2 separate regions of the Homo sapiens genome follow, and region 2 is linked to region 1. The links are chromatin loops, found by intact Hi-C in ENCODE. Cell type or tissue: dorsolateral prefrontal cortex. All regions are shown on one strand. Each heading gives the region's core, and the rest is flanking DNA. Links, peaks and the distances in the headings are about the cores only.

Region 1 (12,414 bases), core at 5,614-10,613:
AACGGTTTAATAGAGAGCCCGGCACGGTGTAAGTGGTCAATAAATACGAGCTATTATTATGAGCAACGCTGTGTCCTCAGAGCCTCCCCACCAGGACGTCAGGGAGCGGTGCAGCAGGAGCGGCGCAGAGTGCCTCCCGGGAATCCTTCCCCGCGCGGCCGCGGCGCCGCACAGCCGCCGCCATTCGGGCTCCAGCCCCGTCCGCGCGTCTCCCGGCGTGGGTGCGGGACCAGGGCGCTGCGGGGCGCGCAGGGTGAGTCTGTGGAATAGTAGTGGAGGACGGCGCCGCGCTAGGCGGGGGTCCCAGGGAGTCGGCTGCAGGGGTGTCTGCTGGGAGGGCTGGACCGCGGGGCTCACCGAGGTCCGAGGGCCGCCCGCAGGGTGAGGCCCCCAAGAAGCTGCGGCAAGTGCCGCGCCCGCCGAGCTCGCTCCCGCGCCCGCCCCAAGATGGCGCCCCTCCCCCTCCCCTTGCGCGCGCCTCCGCCGCTCGGGGCGCGGCCCCGCGGCCCGCGCGCTCCTGGGCGGGGGATGTTGTGATGGAGAAGCCGCGGCGGAGCCCGAACCCCGCAGCCTGAGCCACCTCCGTCATCTGGGCCCGGGGCCTCACCGCGCAGGTAGGAGGTGTCCCTGCCCCGGCCCAGCCCCGGTGGCTGCGTCCCGATCACCAGCGGCCGGCGGACCCTGTAGCCCCTACCCTGCGGCAGCCCGGGTCCCCCGGCCGGCCCCATCCCCCATCCCCGGGTCGCCCTTCCACCGCGCGCCCGCAGACCGTCCTCTCATACCCACCATCGCAGGGTCCACTCGGGCCCTCACACCGTCCCTTCCGCTGCCCTTTACCTCCTGCCCCTCGGGGTGACTAGGGGCGGGTATGGAGGACGCGAAGCGAGGGGCAGTGGGTGTTGGGGGAGGGGAGGCCCAGGTCCGGGAAGGGGACGTGGGGTGGGGTGGGCTGGCAGGCCGCGCCGATTCCAGCAGGGGTCCCAGGCCCTGGATCTGTCAAGCCGCATTCTGTTGCCCTCAGCGACCGAGGGGTGTGCCCTGGGGCGGCTGTGTCCCCAGCTCAGCCAGGAGGCCTAGCACTGCCAAGAACACTGATTAGAAGCAGTTTTCCCACTGCCAATTCCTAACCTGTTTTGTATCGGCCTGTGTATCTCTTGCATTCTGAGCCCCTCTAGCTATAGTCCCAGCTCTCTCCGCCCTTCAGAGTCAACGCTTGCTGTCTTCATTTCCTTACTTCCCATTCATTCTTAAAAGCACTCCACTCTGTGTCCCTGACACCCACTGAAACTGTCTAGGCCAAGGTCACCGGAGACCTCCTTGTGGAGAACTCCAGTGGACACTGTTATCTCCTTTACCTTTGAGTAGTATTCGGTGGGGTATGTCAACTCACTCTCCTTGAAGCATTTTCCTGCTTTCTGCCCTACAGCATTGTCTGCTCTTCTCAATCTCATTTGCTTCCTCTCCTCCTCTCTTTAGATGCTGGTGAGGCTCTTGGCTCTGTCCCGAGCTGTCTTCTCTCAGTATCTGTTCTTTCTCCCCAGATATTTTATCTACTCCCAAAGCTTCAAATTTCATATATATGCTAATGATTCCCAAATTTATATATCCAGCCCAGACTTCTTTCCTGAAATCCAGACTCATATGTCCAGCTGCTCTCTTGACATCTCCTTGAAAGACAAACAGGAGTTCCAAACCTATAGATTCCAAGCTAAATTATCTTCTGTGGTTTTCTCTGTACCCCACTTCCAAATCTGTTCTTCCTTCGAATCTCAAAAATGGCTCTTTGCCAATCTGGAGTCATGAGCAAGACTTGAGATTAACCCCTCTCTCACTCTCTGCATCTCATTTCACCAAGTTCTGTCACATCCACTGCCTAAATATTTCTCAAATCCATTCATTTCGCTCTTTCCTCACTGCCACCAAAGTTAATCTGGGCCACCACCATTTTTTTTCCTTGACTACTTTAATAGCATACCCTCTTGCCTACCTCCCTTTAACTGTTCTCAACACAGTACCCAGAGTAATCCTTTGAAAAATGCTTCCAATCACTTATTCATGCAATAAATATGATTTCAGCACCTAATATATGCCAGGCACTGTGTTATGTCCTGAAGATATAATTGTGAGCAAAAGAGACTGAGTCCTTGGAGCTGACAATCTAGGAGAAAAATCAAATAAGAATAACATTACAAATGTAATATGTACCATGAAGAAAAGCTGTATGGTGCCTTGAGAACGCACAAGAGCAGTAGCTAAACTGGTCTCGGGGATAGGGAGAGAGGGTTGGAGGACAGCTTCTCTGAGAACATGACGTTTGAACTAAAATATAGTGGATGAGTAGAAGTTAATTCAGCTTAGAGAGTAGGAGAAGAGGTCCCAGGAAGCATGGAAATCACATGCAAACACCTTGTAGAAGGAAAACACATGTCTTCGAGGAATCAGAAGAAGGCTACTGAGGCTGCAGAGCAGTGTGACCAAAGCCAGGGGCAGGGAGGAGGAAGGCAGGCGCCAGACTGAGCAGGAAATTTAGGCCATGTTAAGAATTTGGTCTTAAGGGCCAGGCGTGATGGCTCACGCCTGTAATCCCAGCACTTTAGGAGGCCAAGGCGGGCGGATCACCTGAGGTCAGGAGTTCAGGACCGGCCTGGCCAACATGGCGAAACCCCATCTCTACTAAAAGTACACAAAAATTAGCCGGGCATGGTGGTGTGTGCCTGTAATCCCAGCTACTCAGGAGGCTGAGGCAGAAGAATCGCTTGAACCCGGGAGGCAGAGGTTGCAGTAAGCCGAGATCTTGCCACTGCACTGTAGCCTGGGTGACACAGCAGGACTCCATCGCAAAAAAAAAAAAAAGGGAATTTTGTCTTAAGGTCTTTGTCCTTGATGGTAGTGGATGTGGAGAGTAGATGAAGTCCAGAAATTTTTCTCAGAGAGGAAATCATCAGTACCTAGAGATGGATTGAACATAGCAAGTGCAGGAGAAGGACATGTCAAGATGTACCCCTACTTCAGATTCACAGAATAGGATGGATTCTATCATTCCATGAGCCGGGATCCTGAAAGAGGACCAGTTAGTGTGTGGGAGTGGGAAACATGAGTGGGTCTATTAGCTTGAGACATCCAAGTGGAGATGTTGAGTAGAAAGTTGAATGTACTTGTCTGGAGCTCAGGTGAGGGGTCTGAAATGGAGATTTGAATTGGGAAATCATCAGTGTATAACTGAAGCTGTGGGCATTAATGAATACTTATACTGATTATAGGATGAGAAAGAGGAAGGGGCATGAGAATAAGCCATAAGAAACTCCAGCAGGTAATGGCTAATAGAGGAAGATGAGCCAGCAGAGGAGTCTAGGAACCCAGCAAACAGTAACAAGAAGTGTAAAAGATGAGATGAGATGAGGAGTGTGGAGATGAGAGTGTGGAGGCCCCGGATAGAGGCTGGATGAGAGATTCACGGGGTCAGATGCTGCTGGGAGGACAACCAAGACGAGCACTGTGTCTGTTGGATTGAATGACACAGGGGTCATGTTGACCTTGGTAGGAGCTGTTACTGAGTCGTGTTGGGAGTGGAAGCAGGTTTGGAAAGGGTTGAGGAGTGAGTGGGAGGTGAGGAAGTGGCAACAGTGAGTGGAGACAACTCTCTCAGGAAGTTTGCCTGTATGGGGGAGGAAAGAGAGCAGTGAGTGGATCTGGAGGAGCGTCAGGTCAAGTTGGGAGACCGTGGATCCTATTGAGAAGGAGAGGTTGATCATATAGAGGAGAAAATAGATAAACAGTGGTATAAAATTCCTGGAAAGGCATCATAGGAAGAATCCAAATCATAGGTGAAGCAGTTGGTTTTGGGAAGGAGAGAAAGGGATAGGTGCTGAAGTTTGGTTAGGTTTTTATGTTTGAGGATGTTACCCAGTTGGATGGCTTCCCTTTCCTCTGTGAATCAGGAGGGGAGATCAGCCTCTGAGACGGGTGGCCAATGGAGAGTTATGTCCTAGTCTCAGGCAGGCCTTTGCTGATGTCTTGGCTGTAGTAAGCCCCAGGTTCCTGTAATGCCCTCCTCTTCCTCCTTCATGATATTCAGTCAACAAATAGGGAATGCTATGGGTGCCAGGCACTGTTCTAGATGTTGGTGTTACACTGCATTGTAACAAGTTGTTCAATGACTGTTTCCCGCTGAACTGAGAACTCCTCCAGAGGAAGAACCATTTCTTTTGTCTTCATCACTCTCCCCTGTGTCTAGCACAGTGCCTGGCATATGGGAAGCTGTCAGATTAGACAACTCCTGACTTTGAGCAAGACTCAACCCCAACCCCTGTGGTCTGATGCCAGGATCTTCAGGCTTAGTGACTACTTCTTTCACTTCCTGCCCCGAGGCCCCTGCCCAACTCCCTGCCTTGAGCCAGAACCCAGTTGGCTCTTTGCATCCTTTGGTAACTCCAATGAGAGGGGAGAGATTAGGTTGTGTTCCTTCTTTAAAAAATTGGACTGAGATCATCTTTTTGACCTCGAGCAGTGGGGTGTTGGTGACCACACCACCTCAGGCTAGATGCTCAGGCTTCAGCACTTAAACAGTTTCACCATTCTTCCTCTAATACTTCCTGCCCTGGTGACCAGATTGGCGGGGCTGCCCTGAGGTCAACTTGGCTCTTCACTGTTTCAGCCTCACAGTGCATGCACTCTTCTCAGATCATATCTCCTAGTGCCTAGGAGGTTGGTCTCTGCCTGACCTTTGAGAAACCTGGCTCTGTACACTACTGCTTCAGAGAAGGGTTTGCCATCCTTAAGGTCCTCTGAGCATGGCAGAGTCGTGGAGTCTTCTGCTTCCTGACACCCATGGAGATGCCACTCTTGAACAGTGTCTGTGCCAAGATGTTGGTTTAAGCTACCTCCCTCGCTCCCTTTTCCTAGATCTCAGCCCTCACCTCTCCAGGATTCCTGTCCCATCTTACTTCCCACTCAGGGACCCTTTGGCATTCTCTGACACCCTCCCAAACACTCCCTTTGCTCCTCCCCAGCCCATTGGGCCACACAGCCTTTCTTGGTATTTATTCCCAGCCAGTTCTGAGCTTCCTGGATCCTCCCACCCCCTGTGTCTGTCCCGTTCATCCGTCCTTTCCTTCTGCAACAGCCCAGTCTGTGTCGGCACACGGCACACTCTCTTTGGTAATGGGAATGTGAAATTGAATAAGACACCGTCTCAGATATTCTGATAGAATGTGGTTCTGGGTGTTGTGAGACACGAAGGAGAGAACAGTCACTTGATGGTGGGGAGAGAACAGGAAAGACTGCTTAGGAGCTGTAACTGCTGAGGTTAGTTTTGAAATACAAGCAGAGGTTCTCACAAGGGGAGACAGAATTCCAGGCCGAGGGAGCAGTATAAACAAAGACCCAGGGCTTTAAGAGTGTGCGACATGTTTCAGAATCCGCCACGCTTCATGTGGCTAGAGTATAAGGTATAAAGGAGGCGGGAGGTGGGGAGGGGACTGACAGGTTATAGAGGCCGGCTTAAGAGGGCTCTTGGGTGTCTGCGAACGAGTGCAGGCGTTATCCGAAAGGCAGTGGTGAGCCCTCTCATTTTCTGAACCAGGGAGTGACACAATCTGGTTTCCATTTTTGGAAGATTACTGTGGTTCTGGGAGGAGGTAGAGCTATTTTTTTCTTCATTTATTCCAGTGGCTGTGAGTTTTCTCATTGGCCAGGAGGAGTCACACTGAGCAGATCAACAGCCCCACGTGAGGCAGACACGTGCGCAGAAACCTTTTTCATCTTACAGATGTGTGGGTAGCATAGCACTAGTGTCTGAGGAACTAGAGACGTAGAAAGGTGAGCTATGGGGCCGGGCGCGGTGGCTCACGCCTGTAATCCCAGCACTTTGGGAGGCTGAGGCGGGTGGATCACCTGAGGTCAGGAGTTTGAGACCAGCCTGGCCAACATGGTGAAACCCTATCTCTACTTAAAAGAAAAAAAAAAAAAGAATTACAAAAATTAGCTGGGCGTGGTGGTGGGCACCTATAATCCCAGCTACTCAGGAGGCTGCAGGAGGTTGCAGTGAGCTGAGATCGTGCCATTGCACTCCAGCCTGGGCGCACCGCACCTGGAGAGATGGGCAAGCCCTGCTCAGGTAGCTGCAAGACCTGTGCTCAGCGCTGAGAACACAGAGGGAAGGGGGGTAGTGGTGAGTCAGGGAAAGAAAGAACTCCTTAGTAGAGGAACAGGGAGATAGGGAACTCTCAGATAAGACATCAAGGAGAAAGGTCTGTACAGTGGGAATGAGAAAGAGCACAGTGCAGTGTTTGTTGGGATGGTCAGTGAGGGAGAATTGTCTGTTGGGGGAAGGGTCGGGTAGGGCAAGAGAATCAGTGAGGCCATCGAGGGAGGAGAGAGTAATGTGGTAGGGGCTGTCTGAAGGAGGGCTTGCATGGAGGGCTCAGGATGAGAGAGAAGTGGGCAGTGGTTGGTCAGGGAGAAATAACTGAAATCGGGGGCTGGTGAGGGTCCAGGGAGAGAGCACTTTCTCTTGGGGGTCCGGGAAGGAGAGCAGCAGAGCAACTGGAAGGTCAGGGAGAGTGGGGAGGATGGAATGGGGCCGAGGGTGGGTCCCTGGGTGGCGGGCTGGAAGGATAGTTGGGACTCAAATGGTTGCGGAGAAACTGACCCACGAAGGGCTGTGAGGAGGCAGAGGGAGGGGTCTGGAGGGGGAGCTGTCCTTGCGGAACAGGACGTCCTCTTACCTGAGAGGCAGGTGGAGTTTGTTTGGGGCACCATAAGGCATAGTAACGTAACCAAAGTGTTTTCTGACACTGGCAGAGGAGATGCCAAAGCGAAGCCTGGAGGAAATGGGGACTGATTCATACATTCATTCAGCAAATATTAATGGAGTTCCTGCTCTGTGCCAGGACTACGCTAGGCACTAGGCATACTGTATTTAACCAAAAAGGCAAAATCCTCACCAACATGGAAATTATAAATTATAGTCATGAGGAGACAATCATTAGACAAAGTAAATAATAAATTGGCTTGTCAGATGGTGACAGGCGCTGGGGAAGAGTTTAGGGATTGCTGAGGAGGGGCGGAGGTAGCCTGTGGTTTTAAAATGGGTGTTCAGGGAAGGCTTCACTGAGGCTGTGACATTTGGTCAAAGATCTGAAAGGCTGGGCCGGACGCAGTGGCTCATGCCTGTAATCCCAGCACTTTGGGAGGCCGAAGTGGGCGGATCACGAGGTCAGGAGTTTGAGATCAGCCTGACCAACATGGTGAAGCCCCGTCTCTACTAAAAATACAAAAATTACCTGGGCGTGGTGGTGGGCACCTGTAATCACAGCTACTCAGGAGGCTGAGGCAGGAGAATCACTTGAACCCGAGAGGCAGAGGTTGCAGTGAGCCAAGATTGTGCCATTGCACTCCAGCCTGGGCAACAAGAGCAAGATTCTGTCTCAAAAACAAACAAACAGACAAACAACCCCCAAAAAACAAAGATCTGAAAGGCTGAGGGGCCCAGGGGAAAGGCTCCCATAGTGATCCAGGACAGGGCATTATGAGGGCTGGCAGAGGGACCAGTGCCCAAGGGGAGCTACTTCATGGAAATTGTCACCAAGATGTAGCTTCATCTGGCCAGAGAAGCCATGAATTGCAGCCGAGCGCCCTCCCTCTGTGACCTGCCTTCCAGTGCCATGCCCTGTAGGGCTGGTTCTGCAGCTTATTTGCTCCTGTCCTCACAGTCCCTAGTATGGGGTGGGCTTGGGGGCTGGTTGAGCTGAGTGATTTATGGGAATAGGAACACAGCCGGAGGAGCTTACAGTGATGGGGCTTGGGATGGAAGTGCGGCCGGAGAGGGGCAGTCAGTGATCAGTGTCCAAAACACACGAGCCGGTCCCACTCTAGTGGTGTTCCTGGCACAGTAAGCCCCGGGTGGATGAGCTGGGGGGTGGGGAGGCACAGAGAGCCATTGTGTGGAGGCCTTGCTGGTGGGACCGAGGGCAGGCGCCAGCTGTGCCATCCCAGAAAGCTCAGGGCAGGGGATATAGGGATGGGGTGGGCCTCAGACCTGGGCCTGGACTGTGATGGGGATGATAGTGCTGGGACAGAAGTTGAACCCAGTCATTCTCATAGGATAGAGAGCCATGGGTGCTAGCCTGCTTAGTGCAGGGAGATGAGGAGGCACAGGGCATAGCCCTGGGGCAGAAGCAGTGATGCTGCTGTTCTGGACCAGAGGCTCAACAGCATCTCCCCTCCGCACCCCACAGGAGCTGCCAAGGCCATGTCTGTTCCATCATCACTGAGCCAGTCGGCCATTAATGCCAACAGCCACGGAGGCCCCGCACTGAGCCTACCCCTGCCTCTGCACGCTGCCCACAACCAGCTGCTCAACGCCAAGCTGCAGGCCACAGCTGTGGGACCCAAGGACCTGCGCAGCGCCATGGGGGAGGGTGGTGGGCCTGAGCCAGGCCCTGCCAATGCCAAGTGGCTAAAAGAGGGCCAGAACCAGCTCCGGCGGGCCGCCACGGCCCACCGTGACCAGAATCGCAATGTGACCTTGACCTTGGCGGAGGAGGCCAGCCAGGAGCCTGAGATGGCACCCTTGGGCCCCAAAGGCCTGATACACCTGTACTCTGAGCTGGAGCTCTCAGCTCACAACGCAGCCAACCGAGGCCTACGAGGACCTGGCCTGATCATCAGCACTCAAGAGCAGGGGCCAGATGAGGGAGAGGAGAAGGCGGCCGGGGAGGCCGAGGAGGAGGAGGAGGATGATGATGATGAAGAGGAGGAGGAGGACTTATCTTCTCCCCCAGGGCTGCCTGAGCCCCTGGAGAGTGTGGAGGCCCCTCCCAGGCCCCAAGCCCTTACAGATGGCCCCCGGGAACACAGCAAGAGTGCCAGCCTCCTGTTTGGCATGCGGAACAGTGCAGCCAGTGATGAGGACTCAAGCTGGGCTACCTTATCCCAGGGCAGCCCCTCCTATGGCTCCCCAGAGGACACAGGTACCTTGTGGAGCTTGACATGGGCATGTGGGAGGGTGTGAGGGCAGAGGTTAGGACTCTCATACAGAGGCCAGTGCCAGCCTGATGTGAGCTGAGAGCCCATACCCTGAGGCCACAGCAGGCCATGTCCAGGCTTTTTCATTCAGAGAGTGCTTGGACATTCTGGTAGATCTGACCATCATGCATGCCCGGATGGATGGATCTATTCATTATGCATGCCACCATGGTTGATAAGTGGACTAGTTTACTGGGCACTGACTAGGTAACTGGCCCTCTGCTCAGCATTTTCAGGCTTTATCCTTACAATAAAGCTGTGAGGTAAATATTATGATGATTCCCATATTACAGATAACAAAAAAGAGATCCAGAGAGGTTTAGTAGCTTTCTCGAGACCACAGACAGGCTGAGATTACAATAGAGCTGAAATCTAAACCAGGTCTCAGTCCAGGCCTGAGCTCTTGGCCCCGTGTTATGCTGCCGCCAATGCATAGAGCACAATGCACTCAGGTGCACTTGGGACAGTCGGCCCCGTTTTTTTTTTTTTTGAGACAGAGTCTCACTCTGTCGCCAGTCTGCCCCGTTTTAACAGGTCACGCCTGTTGGGAGCAGCCAGCAGCTCCCCACAGAGGTCTGTTTGGAAAGACTGGGAATGTTGTGTGCTTATAATCCACATGCTCCAGCACCATTGCAAGGATACAGTTTTGTCAGGAGTAGGATATTGACTAAAAGTTAGAAAAGAAAACCCTTTGGGTAGGGGGAGGAGAATAGATACTAGGACTCCAGGGCTTAATCATTAAATATGTCCATTTAAATTAAGCTGAGTCTCCACATTTTCTAATGTCGTGTAGCGAATACAGGAAAAGCTGAGGAACAAAGAGTGGAGATAATGGGCTATAGTTACAACCAAAACCCTGGAGTTTTGTAGATGGAGGTCTAAGAAAGATTAGGAAAGACCCCTATCCTTACCAGGTGGCGGACACAATACCCATACCCCAAACTGTGCAATCTTTGTGGAGAACATGCAGTTCAGATGAGCCTAGGGCTGCACACCATCCCCTTTCGAAAAACTCATTCTGGACATTTTCAAACATACACAAAAATAGAGAGAAAAGAATAATGAGCCTGATTTACCCACGAGCCAGTTTTACCAATTATCAATACATAACTAATCTTGCTACCTGCATGCTCTCTTCCGTTCCTAGGCCCAGCGTAGGTTATTCTGAAGCAAATACTTTTATCTATAAATGTTTACAGCTGGGTGCAGTGGCTCACACCTGTAATCCCAGCATTTTAGAAGGCTAAAATGGGTAGATTGCTTGAGCCCAAGAGTTCAAGACCAGTCTGAGCAACATGGCAAAACCTCTCCTCTATAAAAAAGACAAAAAAATTAGCCGGGAGTGGAGGCATCAGCCACTGTGGTCTCAGCTACTCAGGTGACTGACCTGAGAGGATCATCCGAACCCAAGAAAGTCGAGACTACAGTGAGCCATGATTGAGCCACTGCATTCCAGCCTGGATGGCAGAGAGAGACCCTTTCTCAACAACAACAACAACAGTTTACTTTTGCATTTCTGAAAGATAAAACTCTTAAAAAAAAAACCCACCACAATATCATTATTGTACCTACAAAAATTTAATAATAATTCTTTAATATCATTAAATATCCTGCCAAAAAAAGGCTGGATTGAGCCTGGGCACAGTGGCTCACGCCTGTAATCCCAGCATTTTGAAAGGCTAAGGTGGGTGGATTGCTTGAGGCCAGGAGTTCAGAAACAGCCTGGTTAACATGGTGAAACCCTGTCTCTACAAAAAACACAAACATTGGCTGGGCATGGTGGCTTATGCCTGTAATCCCAGCACTTTGGGAGGCCGAGGCAGGTGGATCACGTGAGGTCAGGAGTTCGAGATCAGCCTGGCCAACATGGTGAAACCTTGTCTCTACTAAAAATACAAAATTAGCTGGGCGTGGTTACAAACGCCTGTAATCCCAGCTACTCGGGAGGTTGAGGCAGGAGAATCACTTGAACCCGGGAGACAGAGGTTGTGGTGAGCTGAGATAGAGCCATTGTACTCCAGCCTGGGCAATAAGAGCGAGACTCCTTCTCAAAAAAAAAAAAAAGAAGGAAAAAAAAAATGTAGAGACAGTGTCTCACCATGTTGCCCAGGCTGGTCTTGAACTCCTGTTCTCAAACAATCCTCCTACCTTGGCTTCCCAAAGCACTAGGCTTACAGGTGTGAGCAACCATGTCTGGCCTGATCTATCTGTTAAAGTTATGTTTGATCAAGTTCCCCTTCTATTTTTTTCGTTGTTGTTGTTTGCAGTTTTGCTTTTGTTTTTTAACTGGAGAATCATGTTGCTTGTCCTGAGTTTTCTATGGTTTGGATTTTTCAGACTCTCTCCTGTGGTCATATTTACCATGCTCCTCTTCCCCTGGATTTCCTGTAAATTGGTAGTTAGTTCTAGAGCCTTGATCAGATTCAGATTTGAGCATTTTTGTGTTTTGCTTTTGCAAGAATATTTCATAGGTGGTATTAAATACTTCTACTAGGCCGGGCGCGGTGGCTCACGCCTGTAATCCCAGCACTTTGGGAGGCCGAGGCGGGTGGATCATGAGGTCAGGAGATCGAGACCATACTGGCTAACAAGGTGAAACCCCGTCTCTACTAAAAATACAAAAAATTAGCCGGGCGCGGTGGCGGGCGCCTGTAGTCCCAGCTACTCGGGAGGCTGAGGCAGGAGAATGGCGTGAACCCGGGAAGCGGAGCTTGCAGTGAGCCGAGATTGCGCCACTGCAGTCCGCAGTCCGGCCCGGGCGACAGAGCGAGACTCCGTCTCAAAAAAAAAAAAAAAAATACTTCTACTAAAGGCAAAGTCTGATTGCCTCTCTTTTTTGTGATGTTAGTGGCCTTTGGTGGTCATTGTCTCAACTCCTTTTAAAAGGAACAGCCCCTCCTGCACTCCAGCTGATTATTTTTGGGATTGGGGTGAGGAAAAATATAGTCTCAATGCAGCCAGTTAAAGGGAAACTGAAAACTAGATATTGGTGTAAAATAGCCCAATTTCTAAACGTTAACAACAAATTCTATTTTTTAAAAAGCACTGTGCAGGCCACACACAATCTATCTGAGGCTTGCATCAGTCTGCAGGTTGTAGGTTGGAAGTTTGCAAGACTAGGGGGTGTGAGTCAGTGACCAAATAGAGGCCTAGTTGCTCACTTGCCCCTGGGATGGTCACTGTGGGGGCTGCAACTCTGAACTACCTATGAAGCTTCTAGGAGTAGGGGGATAGTACTGCTGAAGAGCTGGGGCGGGTTTGCTGGGCAGTGACCTCAGCAAGGATGTTGGAGTGGCAAGAGGATTCTCAAGGATCATGCACTGGTGGAGACATTGTGAATTGAGGATAGAGGTGGGGGCCAGCCCAGGAAAGGGGCCAAGTCACTCT
Region 2 (12,414 bases), core at 1,268-6,267, 57 kb before region 1:
TAGCCCAGGTTCAGAAAAGCAGAAAAACCATATGGTTAGAATAGAGAGCGTTCATAGAGTGTCACAGGTGACTTAAAACTCAGCAAACATTTATTTACGGGGGCGAGGGGGCAGGGGGAGTGTGGAGGGGAGGCAACTAAGACCATCCTCTAACACATTTAGCCTAACAGTGGAAACTAGAAGTCAAATCATCGAGGTAGTACAAGATGGGATTTAATCATGGGCTCATGGTACAATCTGTGGAAGCCCTTGGCTTGAGAGGGAACCTTGGGAATCTCAGATTTTGAGAAAACATCCCTCTTCTCCCAATTTACAAATAAGGGAATGGGGTTGGAACTTACCTAGAGTTTCACCTTGTGTTAGTGGAGTTAGTTACAGCATTAGGACTAGATCCTAGATCTCCTAACTTTTTAAACCTAGCCAAATTTCAGAGGCAGAATTGAGGATGTAGTCATAGCTTGTATCTGAAAGGTGAAAGAAAAGGTGTAATTGAGAAGACTACCAGGGTTCTCGCTTGTGTGGGTGGGTGAGTGGTGGTGCCTTTTATTTATTTATTTATTTAGATTTATTTATTTTTAGCATATTTATTTTTATGCTTTTAGGATGTAAAAGCATCATGTATAACCTCTGCCTTTTGGAGATTTGCAATCTTGTCCATCTGTTCCATATTTCTTAGTTTCTCATGTTTCTGTTTCTTTACTCACTGTTTTCCCAATGTACGTATCAATGTCCTATTTGTCTCTCAAGACCCAGCTCAAATACCCCTTCCTCTGGAAGCCTTCTTTATTCTGTACCATCCTCAGAGTTAGGTACTTCCTCCAGTTTGCTGCTGTAGCAATTTGAACATGTCAATATCATGGTACTTATCACATTGTAGTTACGTGTTTCCATTTCTGTTTCTCACATTAGTCTAAAAACTTGTGAAAGACAGGGAGTGTGTCTGATTCAGCTTTGTGTCTCTATTTCACAGCTGAAGGACCTGGCCCACAGTGTGCCCAGAGAAGTTTGATTGAATGGTTCATTCACTTTACTCAGTCTGGCAATGTTGGGGGAGATGGCCATGAATTTCATTGCTTTCCTTCCCTGCTAATCTTATTTAAAGGATTCATTGGCTTTAAGGACTTTGCCTCATCCAAGGCTTCATTTGTTTCAGAGAAAGCCCAAAGACTGTAACCTGCAGTCATTTGTCATTTTTTTGAGGTCTCAAATGATCAGATAAACCTGGAAGCTAGTGAGTAGACGTGAGTTATTTTAGCAAGCAAATGAGCCTAGCTGACCTCTCGCATCCATTTTCAACAATGCCTTGGTTACCTCCATTCACAACTGTGTAACTCATGTGTACTGGGAATCCTGTGAGATTGTAGGAGGAAGTCCTGGGGAAAATTAATGCTATTTGAGAATTTGGAGAAACTGAAAAGCCTTGAAACACATCCTTTGCAGATGTCCAGGATCTAGTGGAGTCAGCACTGGCTGTCTTCATTTGTTCACAATCAGCTTCTTGCTTGACTCCCTGCATCTGGCTTCCTGTCCTCCATCCCCTGAAAACCACATGCTCTGAGGTTAATGAAAGCCTCTTTGGGGCTTAAATAATGGGACCTCTGCAGCATTTCACTCCCTTGTTCATGAAGTTCTCTTCTCCCTTGGCATTCATGACATCTGTTTCCTGATTCTCTTGCTTCTCTGGTTGTGCCTTCTCAATCTTCTTTGCAGACTCTGCTTCCTGGGCCTATCTCTTAAATATTGAGGTTCCTTGGGACTTGGTGATAGACCCTCCTTTCTCTCTTTACCCTCTCAGGGTAATGTCATCCACGCCCATGGCTTCAGGAACCATCTCTGCACCAACATCCACATTCATGTCTCCAGGCCAGACCTCTCTCTTAGGCTTCAGCGTATCTTTCCAACTGCCAACTGGACCTCTCCACTTGAATTACATCCCATAGGCACCTCAGATTCATCACATTAAACAGTGAACTCTAGCTGGGTGCTGTGGCTCATGCCTGCAACCCCCACGCTTTGGCAGGCCAAGGCAGGAGGATTAGTTGAGCCCAGGAGTTTGAGGCTACAGTGAGCTATGATCATAACACCACATTCCAGCCTGGACAACAGAGTAAGACCCTGTCTCTTAAAAAACAAAAACAAAACTGAAAAAACCTTAAAAGATAAACACCAAACTTATCACCCTCTCATCCAAACTGCTCTTCTTTGAGAGTTTCCAAAGAATCATCTGTTAATTCCTTCTTCTCCCCTAACTCTTCACATGTAAATACCCAGCCACCAAGTTCAGTTGATATCCCCCTGCAAAATTGATTTATCTTGGCCTGTCTTTGCTATTCTCCTAATCAAGGCAGTTTCTTAATTTTCCGTCCTTGCCCTTTAAACTATTTTCCACATAGCAGCCAAAAATGTACTTTTGTCACTCTATACTTAATAGCCCTCACCACTACCAAAGTTTTCCTTTGCTTTTTGGATAAATCCTTCATCCCCTAGCAGGTAAGCGTAAAGTCTAAACTCCTTAATAAGACCAACAAGGCATTGCATGATATATCTTTTGCCTACCTCTCCATCTTGTTTCTTAGCCCTCCCATCACAGTGTCTGATTCAGCCTCCTGATGCAAAAGGCACCATACTCTCTGTAACTCATCCTCAGCTTGAACGTTACTTTCTTTAGGAGTTACTAAAGTTACTTTCTTTAGGAGAAAGGTTGGCCTCCAACCTCTGGACCCACCCCTGCTCCAGATCTAGGTTAGGTAACCTTTGTACTCCTGGAGCAATTGGTGCTTCCTCATCATGGTCTTCACCACTTTACATTGCAGTAATCTATTTATTAGATTGTGGAATCCATGAAGGCTGAGCTGTGACTATTTGTCTTTGTGTCCCCAGGCCTAGCAGCAGTGTCAAGTGAATGCTGAATGAGGGAGTGAGGTGCCTTGAGAACTAAGCCATAAAGTATGGTGGGAATAACCAATACAGGGATAGCAGAAGGCAGTATGAGAAAGGAGAGTAAAGTCTGGCTCTGAGACCAAGGCCTTATAAGTGTCTGCTGTGATAAACAGTTCACTTGAACCACCACCTATAGGATCTTGGGGGCAAATCTCTAGAGCACAGTGGGATGGAAGAGCTAGGACCCCACGGGAGGAAGAGAATCTCAGATTCAGGCAGGGGTATGGCCTCAGCGGCTGCATGCCCAGTAAGTCTGGGAGGGGAACTGAAGCAGGAAGGGGAGGAGTGGGGGAGGAGCTATTGGTCCTTGGACATAGCCCAATCCCCGCCCCTGTGTGACAGTCTGGGAGAGCCCCTAGGCTTGGAGAGAGGTGGAGCCTGGCATCCAGCTACCCCAGCAGGACCCAGCAGACCACTCCCACTCTTCCTCCCAGCCTTTCCCTTCACCAGACAGAGGCTTCAGCTTGCCTCCCGCCTCCTGGTCCTTCCGCCAACCTTCAATCTGTCCTCCCTCCTGCTATGTTTTCCTGGTATTAAGTCTTCAGACTCCAGAACCCATTACAACTGTAGAGAGAACATCAGGATGCCAGTGTCTACATCAGCAGAGGATACTTTCAGGCATGCCCTTCACACTCTACCCAGGCCCACCCTTACACAAACATAAGGCACAGCAACTCAGCCCTTCTATCCCTCCCCAAATCTAGACTCGCTCCTGCATTCATTCATTCATTCATTCATTCATTCATTCACAGTCTTTAGAAAAAGGCTCATAATGCATCCAACAGCACAGACAATGGTGACCTGGTCCTATTCATTGCCTATTTTGGAGTAATCCAGCTGTTGTTCTGCCACCCTTCATGACCAAATCCCTGCCATGTATTGTCTACATCTGCTGTGTTAACTTCATCTCCCATTTACTCTTCAGTCACTCTGACGTGGCTTCTGCCCCTGCCACCCCACCACAGCCAAATCTAGTGGGCACTCTTCAGTCCGTTTCTTACTTCACCCCTTCTTTTTCTTGCACTGTTCTGTTGATTTCTTTGGTTTCACATTCTTTTGGTTTTCCTACCATTTCTCTGGGTTCTCTTTCTCAGAGTCACCTTTGCTGGCTCCCCTCTCTTGTGCCAGGCCCTTTTCTTATCACTGTCTGCCCTCTGTCCCTAGGTGGGCTCATGTCTTCTCATTGCTGAAAGTGCCATTTATATGCTAGTGATCCCAAATCAATAACCAGTCCAGACTTTTCTCTTGAGCTCCTGTATTCTGTTTCTTACTTGACAGCTCTACCTGGACATCAGAGAGACACATTGTACTTAGCATACATAGAACAGAATGCCCCAAATCAGCTCCACCTCAGCTTTCACTGTCTCTATTCATGGCCCATCACTTGCTAAAATGAGAAAGCTAAGTCATAATTGACATCCCTCTCACACCCAGTTCATCTTGATGTCCTTTGGATTTCTCTTTTATTATTTATTTTATTTTTATAGAGATGGGGTCTCATTATGTTGCCCAGACTGATCTCGAACTCCTGAGCTCAAGTGAACCTCCTTCCTCAGCCTCTCGAAGTGCTGGGATTACAGATGTGAGCCACCTTGCTCGGCCAATGAATATTTCTCAAATCAGTCCAGCTTTTTGCTTGTAGCTCAGATGATACCCTACATTATCTTACCCAAAGAACTTTGGTAGCTTCCTAACTGTTTTCTCTGATTCCACTCTGGCTTCTCTTTGTCTTCAATTCTCACAGCTTGCCAGAGTAGCTTTCTAATTTATTTTCACTTATTTATAAACCACATCATCCCCCCCTCCAACTTAGGATAAAATCACTTTTTTTTTTTGAGACAGAATCTCAACTTTGTCTCATGCCAGGCTAGAGTGCAGTGGCACGATTATGGCTCACTGCAGCCTCGACCTCCTGGGCTCAAGCAATCCTCCCACCTCAGCCTCCCAAGTAGCCTGGACTACAGGTGTGTGCCACCATGCCTAGATGATTTTTAATTTTTTTGTAGATATTGGTCTCATTATGTTGCCCAGGCTGATCTCCAATTCCTGGGCTCAAACGATCTTCCTGCTTTGGCCTCTGAAAGTGCTAGTATTACAGGTATGAGCCACTGCACCCAGCCAAAATCACATTCTTAATGGCGGTTATAAGGTCCTTCATGATCTCATCTCTACCTATCTTCCCAAACTCACCTCTTCCTTTTATTGACTTGGCTCCAACCACACAGTCCTTTCAGGTTCTCCATGAGCCTTCTGCCTAAGAACCTTTATCATGCTGTTTCTTCAGCCTAGAATGATTTCCCTTCCTGACTCCCTGTTGTTTCTCACCCTCACCCATACCATTTTTCTCCCATCCACCCAGAATTCTGCTTAAAAGTTACCTCCTTGGAGAGCCTTCCCTGATGACTCAATCAAAAGTGTTCTTTCTCACAGCATCCCTTTTTTCTTTATATCACTTCCCTGCCACTATTATTTACTTTTAAAATATCTGCCACCACCTCCCCACCACAGGGACAGTGACCCTGTCTGTTTTATCATTCCATTCCTAACACCTGTACAAAGTAGGCAGTAAATATTTATTGAATTCCTGAAATCAATTCAGTAAATATAGATCAATCTTTATGTCAGGCTCTGTGCTAAGTGCTAAGAATGAAAACATAAAATAAAATATAAATAAATAAATAAAATGCCTATCCTCAATAACACTGCATGGAGTGGAGAAAGCAGAGAAGTAACAAGAACATTACAGCATAGCTTATAAGAGTTAGGATGGAGTAAATACAGGGTGCTGAGGGACACAGAGGTAGAGCACCCAAGCCAGACTCTGGGTAGTCATGGAAGGTCTTCTAAAGGAGGTGACATTTATATGGGGACCTGAAAGATGAGTAGGTGTCACATCAGCCAGGAAAAGGGGCCAGGAAAAGGATCCCAGGACAGAGAGAACGAATGCCTGATCTCCCAGAAGCAAAAGAGAACAAGGAATTTTCCAGGAACTGGAAAAAAAAAAAAAAAACCCAGCAGGAATGATTGATCATAGACTTATGAGACATGAGGTTGTAGAAAAGGTATGGGGCAAAGTTAAGCCTCACTGGTCAATATAAGGACTTTGGACAATGGATAACATTTGAAGGAATTTAAACAGAGTACTGACAAGATCAAATCTGTGTTTTAGAAAATTCATTCTGGCTTCAAGGAAGATAAATGAAAAGGTGTCAGTGAGGAGACAAGAACACCAGTTAAGAGGCTATTGCTGTATTCCAGGAGAGAACAGATGGTTGCCTGAATTAGGGGTAGTAACTGTGGGATTGGAGAGAAGGGTTTAAGATATTCAGGAAGCAATCCCGACCTTGATACTAACTGGGTGTGAAAAAGAGTGCAGTTTCAGGCAGTTGTGCTAAGAGGTGGGTCAGGGTATAAATGGAAGAGCTGCAGGTAGTTAGAGGAGAGACACTCCATTCAGGTCTCTTGGAGGAGGATTTGGGGGAGGTAGAGGAGATGAAGGGTAGGTATGTCAGTGAAAATGGACATCTCTGTACCATGCACTCAACAGGCACTATGTCACACTCTCAAATTATTATTCCTGTAATTACAAATTAAGAGACTGAGGCTCAGAGAAGTTACATGGATTGTCCAAGCTCACATAGCTGGTGAGAGACTGAGCCAGGTTTGAAACCCAATCTAATCCTACGTCTGTGCTCTTAAACAGAACACCAGGCTCAGAGGTCACATCACCCTGATCCTTCCAGTCACTGCCCTGTCTTGCCCCTAGCAGGGAAGAGGTGGGGGCAAGTTCTCTGCAGGGGATTTGAGTGGCGGGGATTGGGTGGGGAGAAGAAGTTCTGGACTCCCTGGTGCTGACCATCTCTCCATACAGAGGCTGGTGTGAGTGGCGGGAGCCATCTGTGGGCGCCATGGCAAAGAGGGAGGACAGCCCTGGCCCAGAGGTCCAGCCAATGGACAAGCAGTTCCTGGTATGCAGCATCTGCCTGGATCGGTACCAGTGCCCCAAGGTTCTTCCTTGCCTGCACACCTTCTGTGAGAGGTGAGGGGATGTGTGTACTGGGGAGGGATGAGGACCCTGTGGGGAGGATGAGGATCCTCCTCCCCTGTGGGGAGGGTGAGGGAGCATGTGTAAACCTGTAGTAGGTGAGGCAACATGCTTACCTGGGAGGAGAGCAGGTGAACCCCAACCTGCAGGAAATGAGGTTTTGAGGGCAAGAACCTGTGAGAGAACCATAAGAACCATAACACTGGGCCATGGTTCCTGTCAAGAATAGGGCCTTCTCTGTCCTTTCCCAAACCTCAAGGCAGCTTTTGACACCACCTAAGAAATCAAACAGTGCTCAGACTCAACCAGCTTTGGCATCAGCAATTTATGACTAGTTGGAGGATATTTGAAGTTAGGTCTGTCCTTCCCTGCTTGTCCTTGTTGTCCTCAGGTACTGAGTGAAAGGCAACCTGTCCCAGCCTCTAGGCTTCTATGGATCACTTATTCATTTAACAAATATTCATTTATTGAGCAACTACTATGTGCCAGACCCTGTTCTAGGCATTGGGTATGCAGTGATGAGCAAAAACAGATAAGATCCTTACTCTTTTTTTTTTTTTTTTTTTTTTTTTGAGATGGAGTCTCGCTCTGTTGCCCAAGGTGGAGTGTAGTGGCACGATCTCGGCTCACTGCAACCTCTGCCTCCCAGGTTCAACCAATTCTCCTGCCTCAGCCTCCGGAGTAGCTGGGACTACAGGCGCACGCCGCCACGCCCAGCTAACTTTTTGTATTTTATTACAGATGGGGTTTCACCGTGTTGCTCAGGCTGTTCTTGAACTCCTGAACTCAGGCAATCCGCCTACCTCGGCCTCCCAAAGTGCTGGGATTACAGGCGTGAGCTACCGTGCTTACTCTTTTTAAAAACTGATACACAATAGTTTACATATTTATGGGGAACATGTGATACATTGTTACACAAGCATAGAATGGGTAACAATCAAGTAGGGTATTTAAGGTATCCATCACTTACAATGCTTACTCTTAAAGAGCTAACAGTATAGTGAAAGAGAAAGATAGTCATCAAATAATCATATAGCCAGATTATAGATAAATATAACTTTTAGTAAGTGCTGCAAATAAAGTGCTGAGCTATGAGAGATTGGCATATGGAATCTGTTATAGTTTGGAGAATCAGGGAAGGTTTCCCTGAGGAGCAATTCAGAGGATGAATAGGAGTTAACTAGGTAAAGGGGGTTGGAAGAGCATTCTGCACAGAAGAAAGACCATTGGAAAAGCTCATGTGACATGAGAAAATATGTCAGGTAAGAGGCCTGGAGGAAGCCTGGTAGGGCTAGAGCAGAGTGAGTGTGACTGAGAGTATTATGGGATGAAGCTGGAGAGGTAGGTGGAGGCCAGACCACCTAGGGCTTTGTAGACCTGTTAGGGAATTTCACCTTTACCCTGAGAGCCACATGAAGCCTTTGCAGGGTTTTATATGTGATCACATCTGTATTTTGACAATATTCTCTTGGGCCCTTATCTCTCATTGTTCTGTCTTGGGTGGCCTGGTCCCTAGGTCTTCTCACCACCACTGCCTCTATCCGCACTTTTCCTCTGCCTTCTGCCCCAACGGAAACCTGGCTCTGCACCAGAGATACTGCTTCCCTGCCAGCCCTGCTCTTTGAGATTCCAGCTCCACTGCCCACTCTCCTTTATCAACTGGAAATGGCCTCAGTTTTCCTGTCCATTCAAGTTCTTCTGTCAGCCTGGGGACAACCACCCTCTTGTGCCTGTTGGTTCTTAACTGTTTCTTCAGGGTTGTCCCCCATTCCACCTCAGTAACACTCCCTCCCAACCATGCCCTGAATCTTATAATCCAGAATCTTATCTGTAGTCATAAACGCCAACGTTCCACTCCTGGCTCCCGTTACCCCACTCCCATTACACCACTTTCGATACAATATAGATATCTAGCCCCTTTGACTGCTCCCTCTTTTCCCAGTCACCAGCTGCGTCCTGGCCTCCCTGTCTTTCCTGCCCATCCTGGACCCTGTGGCTGACCGACTGGCTCCCCTGCAGTTCCTTCACATCTTTATCCTTTGCAAAACCCATGCAATAGAAGCTCAATGTTGGATCAGAGCTGAAATTGGATGTCTCTGCACTTTCTCCTGTGCCCAGATCACTGAGCACTCCTGGAGAAAATCTGGCTGAGAAATTGTAATAACAGTAGCTACCATGTATTGATTGCTTACTGTTTGCCAGGGACTGGCTAAGTGATTTATACATACTGATTTCCTTAATCCCTGCAACAGATACTTTATTAACTTCATTTTATTTTTTTATTTTAATTTTTTAATGTAACTTTTCATTTTAATTTTTTTTGGTTTGTTTTTTGTTTTTGTTTTTGTTTTTTTGAGACAGAGTCTCTCTCTGTCACCCAGGCTGGAGTGCAGTGGCGCCATCTTGGCTCACTGCAATCTCTGCCTCCTGGGTTCAAGTGATTCTCCTGCCTCAGCCTCCCAAGTAGCTGGGACTACAGGCGCACGCCACCACATCCGGTTAATTTTTGCATTTTTAGTAGAGATGGGGTTTCACCATGTTGGCCAGGCTGGTCTCGAACTCCTGACCTTGTGATCTGCCCGCCTCAGCCTCCCAAAGTTCTGGGATTCCAGGCGTGAGTCACCGTGCCCAGCTTGTTTCAATTTTTTAAATTTTATTTTTTTTTTAGAGATGAGTGTCTTGCTATATTGCCCAAACTGGACTTGAACTCCTGGGCTCAAGTGATCCTCCTGCCTCAGCCTCCTGAGTAGCTGGGATTACAGGTGCAGGCTACCACACCCAGGTATCCCCATATTAGAGAGGAGGAAACTAAGGTTCAAAGTCAGTAAATAATTAAGAAATATCTCTGGCCAGGTGCAGTTGCTCATGCCTGTAATCCCAGCACTTTGGGAGGCCAAGGTGGGAGGATCACTTGAGCCTAGGAGTTCCAGAGTAGCTTGGGAAACAACATAGTGAGATGCAGTCTCTAAAAAAGAATTTAAAAATTAGCTGGGTGTGGTGGCATGCACCTGTAGTTCTAGCTAATCGGGAGGCTGAGGTGGGAGGATCATTTGAGCCTGGGAGGTGGAGGCTGCAGTGAGCCATGATCACATCACTGCACTCTAGCCTGGGTGACAGAGAGAGGCTCTATCTTAAATTAAATAAACAAATAAAAAAAAAGAAATATTTCCAAGGCTACACAGTAAGTAAATAGCTGAGATCTGAATCCAGTTTTCACTGCAGAGCCTTCACTGTCAACTAGTATTCATTCATGTATCCCTTGGTCCCTGCTCTCAGAGGATGTTCTAGTGGGCAGTGACTGACAGTAAGCAATCAAGAAAACGAGAGCTGCAGCTTGTATTAATGTTTTACAGGATATAAACAGAGAGAAGTAGGGGTGTTTGGGGCAAGAACTATTCTATATAGTCATCAAGGAAGGCTTCCCTGAGGAGGTGACATTTGACCTGAGTTCTGAGGATAAGAAGGAGACAGATTGTTCCAGGCAATAGAAAAATCTGTGCAAAGGCCTTGAGGAAGAAGTAGACAGGACATGTTCAGATACCAGAAAAGAAACCAGTGTGGCCAAGTGAGGAGTAAAGTGGGATGAGGTGAAATTGGAGAGAATAAGGGCAGTTTAAGGGGGAGCTTGTAGGTTTTCAGAAAGTGTTTGGATTTTATTTTAAGTGCAATGGGAAACCATTGGAGTTTTTAAAAATATATATATACAGGGAAATAATGTAATGTAAAAAGTTCACCCTAGCTGTTATGGAGAGAATGGATTATAAAGGAGCAAGAGTGGAAACAGAGACCAGTTAGGAAGCTATCGTGAGCCAGGTACACTTGACAAATAGGAAGGGGATATTGCTGAATTAGAAGGTGTTTTGCATGGGGAAACACTAGATTCAGTGAGCTTGGAAGAAAGCTGCTGAAGAATAGAGTAGAATGGTTGAAATGCAGTGATAGTTGATGAGAAGTGGGTGTTAGTGGGAGCATGGGAAATGGGGGAAAAGATCACTGGGGGTGAGAAGGTCAAGGAATTAAGAAATCACAATGGGGGATGGATGTTAGTGCCACTGAGAATGATGGCAGAGTGGTGCGGGGGGTAATGGAAGAAGAGAGTGAGCCAAGAGAAAGATGTCCACAATTGGAAGTGGGGGCAACCATTAGGTTAGCAGAGACAACAATAAGGAGGAGTGATAGAGATAGAAGGCATGAGCTTCAAAGGAGCTAGAGTTGAATAGTTCAGAAATGTTCCAGTTGGGAAGAGGGAGGGCTCAAGCCCACCTTCTGGCCCTAAGGAGTGTGGAGTATGAGACAGAAACCACTCTACTTGAGAGGACTGCAAGGAAAAGTAAGTCACAATTAAATAAGTTACACTGGGCATGGTGGCTCATGCCTGTAATCCCAGCACTTTGGGAGGCCGAGACGGGCAGATCACCTGAGGTCAGGAGTTTGAGACCAGCCTGGCCAACATGACAAAACCCCATCTCTACTAAAAATACAAAAATTAGCCAGGCGTGATGGTGTGAGCCTATAATCCCAGCTGCTCGGGAGGCTGAGGCAAGAGAATCGCTTGAACCCGGGAGGTGGAGGTTGCAGTGAGCCAAGATTGTGCTACTGCACTCACACCTGGGTGACAGAGCAGGACTCCGTCTCAAAAAAAAAAAAAAAAAAAAAAAAAGCCACCAAAAAAACAAAAACAAAGAAAACACAATTAAATAAGTTAATACTTGTGAAGCACTTAGAATCATGCCTGGCACATAGTGTTTGTCAGATTTTAATTAAGATCCTAAGTTATAGGAAACATTAAGAGTTGAGATTGAGGATATGGGAGAGTTTGCATAATGCAGATCTTCACTCCACAAATTTGAGGTCCCCAAATACAGCTGCCTTCAGTTCTGATGTCTGTTTCTAGTAAGTGTCCTCTGCTCTCCCATCACTGACTAATCTGAGCCATCATCAGGCCCCTGAATCCTCCATCCTTCACTCTCCTATGTCCCTAGTGCCTCTCTATATCCTCCTCTCCTTTCCTCCTTCCCTCCATTCAGAGACTGACGTCCAGTCCTCCTCTTCAGGCCAATCCGAGGCACTCCCCAATCCTCAAGATCTTCTCCTCTCAGTTTTGTAGTCTCTTCCCCCTCTCCTTCTCTCCTGACTCCTCCATTCATAAACATGCTCAAAACTCCCATGCCAAACAGGTAAAAACTCTTTCTAGCACCATCCAACCCCTCAACCAGCTCCTCATTGGAACTTTCAAGCTCCCCTTCACTCAACTTCCAGCAGTCAAGCTTTCCTTCTCCTGCCACTCCCTCCCTGTTTTCCCTACAGACAAAGTACCCTCACATTTGCCAAATTCAGTGGACATTTTCCTGTCCTTACCTTACCCAACTCGTCAGCTGCTTTTAACGCTGATGACTACTCATTCCCTCCTGGAAATGTACCACTCAGTT

The links. Peaks named below come from ENCODE experiments on the same cell type or tissue, not always from the same donor. Only the 100,000 strongest peaks of a DNase experiment are listed, where the experiment ranks them.
Region 2: it touches region 1 in a loop (4-fold over the local background); 6 of 110 quality-filtered maps call a loop at or near these places.

What each region holds. Positions count from the first base shown.
Region 1 is chr11:6,407,185-6,419,598 of GRCh38, reverse strand. APBB1 (amyloid beta precursor protein binding family B member 1) reads left to right here and starts at 505. Exons shown (of 15, transcript NM_001164.5): 1 at 505-614; 2 at 8,238-8,972. The coding sequence starts at 8,252. RefSeq lists silencers at 138-537, 548-737. In dorsolateral prefrontal cortex, for the core only: CTCF peaks have their summits at 7,612 and 7,812; DNase peaks (open chromatin) are centred at 5,728, 7,908 and 8,388; H3K4me3 peaks cover 4,172 bases; H3K27ac peaks cover 5,000 bases.
Region 2 is chr11:6,460,130-6,472,543 of GRCh38, reverse strand. TRIM3 (tripartite motif containing 3) reads left to right here. Exons shown (of 12, transcript NM_033278.4): 2 at 6,812-6,979. The coding sequence starts at 6,849. Among named protein-coding and RNA genes, the nearest start is that of TRIM3, 7.6 kb to the left of the region's middle. RefSeq lists an enhancer at 3,131-3,425. In dorsolateral prefrontal cortex, for the core only: no CTCF peak of the experiment used is centred there; a DNase peak (open chromatin) is centred at 3,263; H3K4me3 peaks cover 744 bases; H3K27ac peaks cover 1,683 bases.